Regions from separate parts of the Homo sapiens genome. Here region 1 is linked to region 2. A link is a loop called in an ENCODE intact Hi-C map of the cell type or tissue named here. Cell type or tissue: endothelial cell of umbilical vein. All regions are shown on one strand. Each heading gives the region's core, and the rest is flanking DNA. Links, peaks and the distances in the headings are about the cores only.

Region 1 (5,390 bases), core at 77-5,076, 1.3 Mb before region 2:
AAGCAAATGGAAGAACATTCCATGCTCATGAATAGGTAGAATTGATATTGTTAAAATTTACATAGTGCCCAAAGCTATTTACAGATTCAATGCTATTTCTATCAAACTACCAATAACATTTTTTTTTTTTTTTGAGATGGAGTCTTGCTCTGTCGCCCACGCTGGAGTGCAGTGGCATGATCTCGGCTCACTGCAAGCTCTGCCTCCCAGGTTCATGCCATTCTCCTGCCTCAGCCTCCTGAGTAGCTGGGACTACAGGCACCTGCTACCACGCCTGGCTAATTTTTTGTATTTTTAGTAGAGACGGGGTTTCACCGTGTTAGCCAGGATGGTCTCGATCTCCTGACCTCGTGATTCACCTGCTTTGGCCTCCCAATAACATTTTTTAAAGGACTAGAAAATAATATTCTAAAATTCATTTGGAACAAAAAGGTAGCTCAAATAGTCAAATCAATCCTAAGCAAAAAGAACAAAGCTGGAGGCATCACACAAACTTCAAACTATCTTACAAAGCTACATTAACTAATACAGCATGATACTAGTACAAATACAGACACATAGACCAATGTAACAAGTTAGAGAACCCGGAGATAAAGCTGCACACCTACAACCATCTGATCTCTGACAAAGTCAATAATAATAAATAATAAAGAAAGGGCTCCCTATTCAACAAGTGGTGCTGGTATAATTGGCTGGCCATATGCAGAAGATTGAAATTGGACCCCTACCTTTCATTATGTACAAAAACCAACTCAAGATGGATTAAAAACTTAAATGTAAACTTAAAGTTATAAAGACTTTAGAAGTAAATCTAAGAAATACCATTCTCGACATCAGTGCAGGCAATGATGAAGACTCCAAAAACAATTGCAACAAAAACAAAAATTGACAAGTTAGATTTAATTAAACTAAAGAGCTTATGCATAGCAAAAGAAATTATCAACAGAGTTAAAAACAATGTATAGAATGGAAGAAAGTATCTGTAAACTACACATCCAACAAAGGTTTAATATCCAAAAAATCAAAAAGCAAAACCAACCCCATTTAAAAAATGGGCAAAGGACATGAACCAATACTTCTCAAAAGAAGACATATATGTGGCCAACAAGCATAAGAAAATATACTCTCCATCACTAATCATTAGAGATATGCAAATCAAAACCACAATAAGATACCATCTCATACCTGTCAGAATGGCTATTACTAAAACGTCAAAAATTAACAGATGCTGATGAAGTTGCAGAGAAAAGGAAATGCTTATACACTGTTGGTGGGAATATAAACTAGTTTAGACACTGTGAAAATCAGTCTGGAGATTTCTCAAAGAATTTAAAATAGAACTGCTATTACATCCAATGATTTCATTACTGGGTATATACCCAAAAGAATAGAAATTATTCCATCATAAAGACACATGCACACATATGTTTATCGCAGCACTCTTCACAATAGCAAAGACAGGGAATTAACCTAGATACCTATCAACAGTGGACTGGAATGTGGTACATATACGCCATGAAATACTACACAGCTATTTAAAAATGAGATTATCTCCTCTGCAGTAACATGGATGGAGCCAGAGGCCATAATCCTAAGCAAATTAATGCAGAAACAGAAAACCAAACACCACATGTTCTCACTTATAAGTAGGAACTAAATATTGAGTACACATGGACACAAAGAAGGAAACAATAGCCACTGGGGCCTATTTGATGGTGGAGTGTGGGAGGAGGGTGAGGATTGCTACCCGGGTGACAAAATTATCTGTACACCAAACCTCCATGACACACAATTTACCCATATAACAGTCCTGAGCATGTACCCCTTGATCCTAAAATAAATGCATGAAGGTGGTATAAATACTTCCTAACTACCTGTCACCTATTCATGTCAGTATTTATAAGTCAACAGATGTGGTTTTCTTGTGATGCCTATAGGTTTATCAGTTAAAGTGATGGAGAGAAACCAGGCACAACTGAATGTAGAAAACCAATGTGAGGGCTTTATGTAATGTACCTAACTTTAATGTAGAGATACTAATGGATATGTGGGAACATGATATCAGACAGTAGAGGTTCGTAACCCAAGCCTTTGTGTGGTTTGTGGATGGAAGAGAAGCAGGCACAAGAGGTAACAAAAATAAATAAATAAATGCTTTTTTCTTTATTTTTGTCTGACTGGGTTAGTTTGAAAAACCAGTCTTCAAGTTTGGAAATTCTTTCTTCTGATTGTTTGAGTCTATTAATAAACTTTTCCACTGTATTTAGAAATTTAATAAGTGAGTTTTTCAATTCCTGAAGCTTTGATTGATTTCCTTTTAAGATGTTCATCTCTTCCTTTATTTCTTTTAGAAGTTTCTTTTGTTGATTTTCAACCTTGTCTTGGATCTCACTGAGTTCGTTGAAATTCATGCTTTGAATTCTCTTCTGAATTTCCATTTTGGTTAAGGACCATTGCTGGAGAGCTAGTGTGATCCTTTGGTGGCATCACTACATTCAGGTATTTCATGGTGCCAGAATTCTTGTGCTGGTTATTTCTCATCTGGGGACACTGGTACTTCTAATTTTCATAAATATTTCTATGGGGGTAGGATTTTTTTCTTTTTCTATATAACTTTTTTTTTTTAATTTCTTCTGTCCCTTTCCATTACCCACCCTCCCTAGCGGGTGTGATTGTAGAGAATGTTGGGTAGGGTCTTTTGATTTTTCTTCTATAGCTCTATGGGACTTCTGTCAGCAGGTTTTATATTAGGCTGTGCAGTTTGACGTACCATCCAGTAGATGGTGCTTATGAGTAAGAGCCGGCTGTAGCCAACAAGGCTTGGTATATACTTTAAAAAGAACAAAACACACACACACTTTATTGAGGTATACATTGACATGAACAACACATGTAAAGCATATAGTTTACAATGTAGGTGAAAACACTGTAAACTGTATGCTTTACATGTGTTGTTCATGTCAATGTGTACCTCAATAACATTGATGGAGTTGGAAGCCATTATCTTCAACAAAGTAACGCAGGAACAGAAAACCAAACACCGCATGTTCTCACTTATAAGTGGGAGCTGAATGATGAGAACACATAGACACAAGGGGGGAACAACACACACTGGAGCCTGCCGGAGAATGGGTCAGGAGAGGGAGAGCATCGGGAAGAATAGCTAATGAAAGCTGGGCTTAATACCTAAATGATAGGAAGATCTGTGCAGCAAACCACCATGGCACACATCTACCTATGGAACAAACCTGCACATATTAAAATAAAAGTTGAAGGAGAAGAAAGGCTTGGTATATACTTAATCCTTGTTTACTGGGAGGTACTCTCTTTTGCCTTTGGCAATGGTTTGATCGGCGAAGTGCACAGTGGTCTGAGCTCCCTCCTCAACCTGGGGATGATGGGGAGGAAGTTAGGCAGGGCCTGACCAGGCAAGTCCACCTACAGGCTCCCTGATGGCAGGCACACACATCAGCACCAAGGGATAATCCACTGGGCAACCACCAAGAGCCCAGAGGTGTGCCTAGGCATGAAGCTGGGAAACCTCTTTATCCCCGAGTTATCCCCTGCATGGGGATGGCAGGCAGCCTAAACTCTTAATTTAAGAGAGTGAGTGCTACTGATGCCTGGAGATCTGCCTGGATGTCAAGAGGAGATGGCCCACTGCACCACGATCTCTGCACAGGAAGCGTGAGGCAAGTCAGGCTGCCACTCCAGGTGAACTAGTGGCTTGAATGCCTGGAGATATGCCTCAGTGTCAAACAGAGAGGGCCCCACTACACCATGATCTATGCACAGCAAGGGCGAGACTTCTCAGGCTGCTGGATCCAGGCAATGAGGTGCTGTGAATGCCTGGAGAGCTACAAGAATGTTGAGCAGAGATGGCCTTGCTGCACCATTATCTATGCTTAAGAAGGGTAGGGCAGCACAGGCTGCTGGTCCTGGCAAGCGGGTGCTCCAAATGCCTGAAGTTCTGCCTGAGGGTGGAGTAGAAAGGGCCCTCTCCACCTTTACCTCTAGGGAGTAGGCTGGAGCACTCAGCAATGACACACACAGACTTGTTCCAGGTCAGCAAGCTGGCCCCACATGCAAGTCTCATTGCCCAGCAGAAACTATAGCTGTGGTGGCTCCCAAACAACCTCAAGTCTGTGACAGGGGAGAATAGAGTTCCAGCGTCCACTGCTGAGGTCCTTTTTGCAATTCTGGCTGTGGAGGCCCCTACCCTGCTCCAGAACATGTGCTCTAATTTCTGGCCTGAAACTAAAATGCCTGAATGGCCATGCTGCCAGGTCACCAAAGAATGACTGACTTTGTATGCACCTGGATTTAGAATGGCATCCTGCTCTTGGTCCCAGATCTGGAAAAATGCCTGCAGCTTTTCCCCAGTGTCTTTCCCTCTCTGCACCTCCAATCCTCTCCTCAAGTTAGCTCCAAGGCTTGGCTGAAACAAAGTGCTCTCCCTTGATCTGGGTTGCTTAGATCTCCAGTGTAAAGGTGAGTAACAGAGAGATCTCTGCCTCTCTCTGGTACTGAGGCTTCATTCAGTTTTATCAGCTGGACACTGTCATGGGGGCTATTTGCCACTCACATTCTTCTCCCCATTATTTGAGATTTCCTTCATGTTTCCAATGGATTCAAGTTTTCCATCTTGAATTAGAGCTTAGGTAGTTGATTTTTATGCACTGTGTTGCTATTTTCAAAGGACTGAGGCATGCTTAAAAAGCCTCTTCTTATCTGTCATCTCGAAAAAAATAGCTTTTATTGCTTGTTTGACATGTTTCAGGTACTGTGTGCTTGATACTTATATCCAAAAAATATTTCATTCAATCTCTAGGCTGTGAAGTAACTTCCATTTTCCCAGTTTTATAGAGGAGAAAACAAAGGGTTAGAAAGTCTAAGTTTCCAAGCAGTCAATATTTATAAATAAGAAACAAAATCTCATTTAACATTCCTTTGTTTTTCTTAATAACTTTAGATCTTTTCCCTTGGTACTTTTGTTTTTGATTCTTGATTACTTGAAAGTATGTTTACTGAAGAAAATGTAATAGAGATGGCATAGTGTTTTGCAGCATTGCTTGCCAAGAGAAAGCTATCCTCTTCATTCTCTGATGAAAAGAAAAACAACTCTGAGCTACTCAATTCTCCAATCAACAATGACATTTTCTTCAGAGCTTCAATCCTTTGTGGTTTACCTTTCTCTGACCTGGGCTCCTGACTTTTCAATCTGAATGGGGGCTAATTGACAGAGGAAATGAAGAAAATGCAAACTATGTTTGCCAACACTGAGTTTGCTCTTTGTCACCACACGCGGTTGGCTCTAAATGCAGTAATTGTAATATAAAACAGTTAGCTTTATTTACTGAACCAAAGCCTGACTTCTTCCTCACCTTGTG
Region 2 (5,390 bases), core at 266-5,265:
TTGTTCTTAACAACAATGAAGACGTTTCTCATTCATTAAAAATAATTGAGGGTCTACTATGGGTCCAGTACTTTAAAAAATATTGAAACGTATTGTTTTGTTTTATCTTCACAGCACGCCTATGTGGTAGCTATTATTGTTCTCATTTAACATATGAGGAAACTGAGGTATAGAGAGAGACATGAAAGTAGTCATCAGTGGTAGATGAGACATGATGCAGGTGAGATTATTTAAGCTAACTGGTAAACTCACAGCACCATCGAATAGAACTTTCTTCAATAGTAAAAATACTCTATAATCTGCCTTGTCTTATACAGGAGTCATTAGTCATATGTTGGTATTGAGCACTTAAAATATGGCCAGTGTGACTGAGGAATTTAATATGTAATTATATTTATTTTAGTTAATACAATTTAAATTGGGACAGACGCTTGTGGCTAGTGACTACTGTACTGGACAGGGCAGGTAGAGTAGGGGGAGATAGGGTTGTGTTAGAACTTAGAGGATGTCAAACTGCTAAGAGATGGGTAGGGGATTAAATCATTTGAAGGATACCTTTGGCCATCTCAGACTAAAGTAACTTATTTATCTGCAAACCTTTTCACCCATCTGCCTTCCACTTTGTTCATTTTGGACATAACATACACTGCCTGCTTGGTTCGCAACTAATCACAACATAATCATTAGCAAATATAATGCAGAAAACATTTTTAAACTTTGAACCTTGTTCAGTGCATAATATACTGTTAGTAATCTAAGAATCATTTCTACTTGATTGATTTGTTTTTGGTCTGAATCTGTTTGCAATCAGTTTTTGGAAGCAATTTAGCTTTTATATATTGACAATTTGGGTCTGAGTAAGAGAACAAGAATCTCAAAAAGTACAGAAATTGTATTCAAGGTAAATAAACAGTGGTGGAGTACAGACAGCTATATATGCTCTTAAAATTTTTAAAAATGCAAATCTTTAAGTAACGTCAAAATCTTTCAATATTATGAATAATAATATGACAAATTTTGGTAGACTACATTAATTTCAGTGAGAATTATTATTTAATACACACACAATTGCAGTTTTTTGAGGCAGTATTTTTTACCCGTTGGTATTTTGTTATTGCTACTCTGCAGTGATTCATAAAAATAATCATATTCCTCATCACTTTGTTGGAATTTCTATCTTGCAATTAACAAAGGGCAAAGAGCCCTTTTTTGAATTTTTTCCCATGGAGTTCCAGAAATTAAACTTACATTCACAGTACCACCTTATGCTGGTCAGGGGAACAGCTGGTCTAGGTTTTATTATGATTTACTGTTAGTTAATAAAAAAACTATTGCTGTTTTCCTGAGTTTAAAACCTCAAAACTGAAAACTAAACCCACACATAGTTTGCTGGAATTAAATTGTGACAAGAGAAGAGCTGCAGGAGTGTGACAAACCTAATGCGAACACTCTTACCCTACCATGTAAGAGTGAGAGTATCCAACTACTGTGTGTTGAAGAGAACAAATTGTTTTTATTATAATAGGAACACAATTTTAGACCAACTCTATATGTACTCTTTATTTGTGGTTAGTCTATACAAATTGGAAGATGTAAACACTTTACAAATATGTCTTTGTGAAGCCTAATGATAAACTTGAACATAATGATAGACTCTTAAGAAAAATTATACTCAATTTGGATGGCAAATTAGATCTTTCTGTCTATGCCTTCTCAACACTGATTACCCCAGTGGGAAGAAAGTTAATCTGAAGTTTTTGTTTATATGACCAATACATGACCATTTGTGCAAATATTAGTTTTAAGTTATTTGGGATCATATATCATTACCCAAGTTTCAAGGAGATAACAATTATAAAAACATCTGGACTGAGAATGAAAGCTTCTCAGCCCTAGTCTTGATTTTGCCATAAACTGGATATGCGAACACAGCTAATAATCTGAACATTTTTTGGATCAAATCTCATTCTAAAATGAGGGAGTTGGACTACTGGATAATCTTTAGGGTGTCTTCTGGCACTCTGAGTGTGTCAGAGATCATATTTGGTAATTATTAATACAGAAAATTCAACTTAGTGAACTGTACCACCAGGCTTTTCCAGAAGTAATATTATGTGATGGCTAAAATACTGAAGGCAAATTTTCTTCTGGCTACCACACATATGGGTTCTACTAACTGGAGCAATAGCTTAGGCTTTGATTCTAAGACAGTACCAAAACCAGTTTAAAATTAACTATCCCATTGTCATGCTCAGCTAGAGAAAAAAAGGCTGGCAAACCAGATTTACTAGTTTCTTTCTCTACAAAAAAAAATTGACAAATTACATAAGTTGCATGATTACAGAAATGTTAGCTAAAATTGAAAGTTAAAAACAGAAATTAAGACCAGAAATACCATTGTCCCATCCATTTAAAAAATAGAATGAATAAAAAACTTTGACATTCTTAAAGGAAACAAAATGTGAAGTGGAATAAGTGAGAGCAACACTACACAGAAGAATGTTGCTACACTGCCGCTTAGTGGTAGCCATGTGAAACTAAGTTGAGTGAAGATGAGTCAAAAACTAGTCTATTAATGAATTACTGGTAGCTCTTACTTCAGAGAATAGGTTAATTCTAGTAGTGTTGCATAAAACAAAGTTAGATCAAGAGGACAGTATTTTACCAGTGTTTGAGTTATAAAACTAAAAATATAGTCTCATGGAAAGTGCTTTGGCAAGTGGACATAAAATTATAATTAAGAATGAAACATAATTTAAGTATTTTCAAAGGAAAATAAGTCTTAAAGCAACAAAATAAACATCTTCTACTCAAAAGTCACAAAACTATAACAGTGAAGTAAACATGCAAAATGTAACTGTAATTTTTACCTCAAAATATTTATTTCCAACATGCAGGCAATAATCTGTGAAATAAAGATAGCTAAAAATATTTTTTTACCAGAGTCTTTAACTTGTTTCATATCTCCTTAACACTATTTTTATATATAAAATATTTACATTGATTTATTGCACACTTTAAGACTTAAAGCTTACTGATATATCTGTAGTGTATGTATATCTACTGATTCTTGTTTACACATACCCAATTCACCCTTTCTAATTACCAGGAAGTCATGATACTCAATATAGAAATTATAGGACCTCCTCAAAATGTTACCAAAGTGGTTGACTCAAAATGTGAAGGTATGAAAGAGGTCATAATGTTAAGTGTAATTGTATTAGTCCGTTCTCACATTGCTATAAAGAACTGTCTGAGACTGGGTAATTTATAAAGAAAAGAAGCTTAATTGCTCATGGTTCTGCAGGTTGTACAGGAAGCACGGCTGGGGAGGCCTCAGGAAACTTACAATCATGGTGGAAGGCAAAAGGGAAGCCAGCAAGTCCTACATGGCTGGAGCAAGAGGAATAGAGAGCAAAGGAGGAAGTGCTACATACTTTTAAACAACCAGATCTCATAAAAACTCAGTCACTATCATGAGAACAGTAAGGGAAAAATTCACCCCTATGATCTAATCACCTCCCACCAGGTCCCTCCCCCAACACTGGGGATTTCAATTCAACATGAGATTGAGGTGGGGACACAGAGCCAAACCATATCAGTAATTTACTGAAATGTTTTGACATTGCATCTAAGATGTCAAAACATAATAGAAAAAATAAATAAATTGATTGATTAAAAAGCTTATAAATAAAAAGAAAAGAAAGAGTCTATTTTTTGTCTGGCCACAAAGTTTCAAAAACAAGAGCCTGGACTTGGCAGCAGATATGTCTGCTGCTCTGTGGGAAAAATGTAGAGCATTGTAAAAAAAAAAAAAAAAAAAAAAGTAAAGCATTGTTTGAAAGTAATTAGAGACGAGAGAGAGAGAGAGAGAGAGAGAGAGAGAGAGAGAGAGAGAGGGAGAAAGTATCCTGAAAGCATTATATTCCCTCGTTTGAGTCAGGTTCAAATTTTGGACATGTGGCTTCAACACATTTTTTGGATTATGTGAATTATACCAGTTTCTAGCTAATAACTCTACTTATTTTTTTAAAGTTTGGGCTAGATTACTGTTGCTAGCTTTTTTGACTCATTCTGAAGTATGTAGTGTATATATGCTATTTTATGTCTATTATCAATTCTAGTTCTGATAATAATCACCCTTACTCCAACAGAAGTGGATCTGTAGCCCCAAATAGTTTGAGAATGTTTATTTACTGAATTTTTGAAACTGTTTTTCTCTATGTTTACAAAGTTGTGAGGTTAGCCTAGAAGCTGCCTAAGATTATCCTCCCTTCCATACAGGCAAGAGATTCCTAAAACCATTTGAAGTGCTAAATCCAGTTATCCTTAAGACAAGATCTTCCAGTGACCTAATCACAACTTGCTTAAGTTACTTTAAGTTAGGTTTCTGTTACAGCAATCAAAGGAATCCTTAATAAATGGAGCCTTCTGACTGATAACATAAAATTTTGCTCAAACATCTTGAAGGGAAAGAGTTAATATAGCATGTATATTATATGAAACAGCTCATTTGTGCTTAAGAATGATTAGCTTCAATCTGTGGGGAAAAATATGGCAGATTTCCTTTTTATTTCAATCAACTAAAAATATGACACTGATATTTAATCCAGAACTGAACACAATAGCTACGAAATACTAGTTGGTCAATTTTTAAAGTTATCATGCTATTATGTTTTTAATCTACACAAATAAAATATGGATCTACTAAGTTCATTCTAGTTGTAAAAGTTTTGAGCAACAAAGAAATAGAGTAGAACACAAAAGTTCTCTGTCAATTCCCATTAATTCCTACTTTTCTTTACAGAAGAAACCAGTGCTAATAGTTTAGGATATATTATCGTAGCCATTAATATAATCATTTGTATCTCAATAAGTCTTCATTTATTAATATATATTTAAACATGATATGCATTGCATTTTATATATTTTTTCTCAGAGGTAGACTTCACGTTGGGATGTGTGGTTACGTGGTGGCAGTTAGATAGGTGTTAACATCCTCAAATAGCAAAAAAAAAAAAAAAAAAAAAAAGAGATTTTGAGTGTTGATAGTTTTTAGCTTATTTCCTTCCTGGGTAAAGTTACTATCTGTTTCTCCTCTCTATTTCTGTTGTGGAGAAAGAGATTTACTTCTGCCTTTTTTTTTCCTGATGTGTCACAACAAAATTAGAAATATTCGACACTGTGATAATTTTTGGGTTATTTTATTCCTGGTAAAGTTACTATTTGTTTCTCATCTCTAGTTCTGTTGTGGAGAATGAAATTTACTTCTGCCTTTTTTGTGTGTGTGCATTCTTTTTTCTGATGTATCACAACAAAATTAAAAATATTAGGCACTCCCTTTCTTTAGAGATGACATCTCAAGTTTATTCTGGGCACAAATAACAACG

Evidence for each region. A loop is a pair of places that touch in the nucleus more often than their neighbours do. Peaks named below come from ENCODE experiments on the same cell type or tissue, not always from the same donor. Only the 100,000 strongest peaks of a DNase experiment are listed, where the experiment ranks them.
Region 1: a loop joins it to region 2, with 18 times the contacts of the local background. A loop is called at or near these places in 11 of 110 quality-filtered maps.

The regions. Positions count from the first base shown.
Region 1 is chrX:85,624,792-85,630,181 of GRCh38, forward strand. No RefSeq gene overlaps it. Among named protein-coding and RNA genes, the nearest start is that of MIR1321, 210 kb to the right of the region's middle. In endothelial cell of umbilical vein, for the core only: no CTCF peak of the experiment used is centred there; no DNase peak of the experiment used is centred there.
Region 2 is chrX:86,944,261-86,949,650 of GRCh38, forward strand. No RefSeq gene overlaps it. Among named protein-coding and RNA genes, the nearest start is that of KLHL4, 570 kb to the right of the region's middle. In endothelial cell of umbilical vein, for the core only: a CTCF peak has its summit at 2,524; no DNase peak of the experiment used is centred there.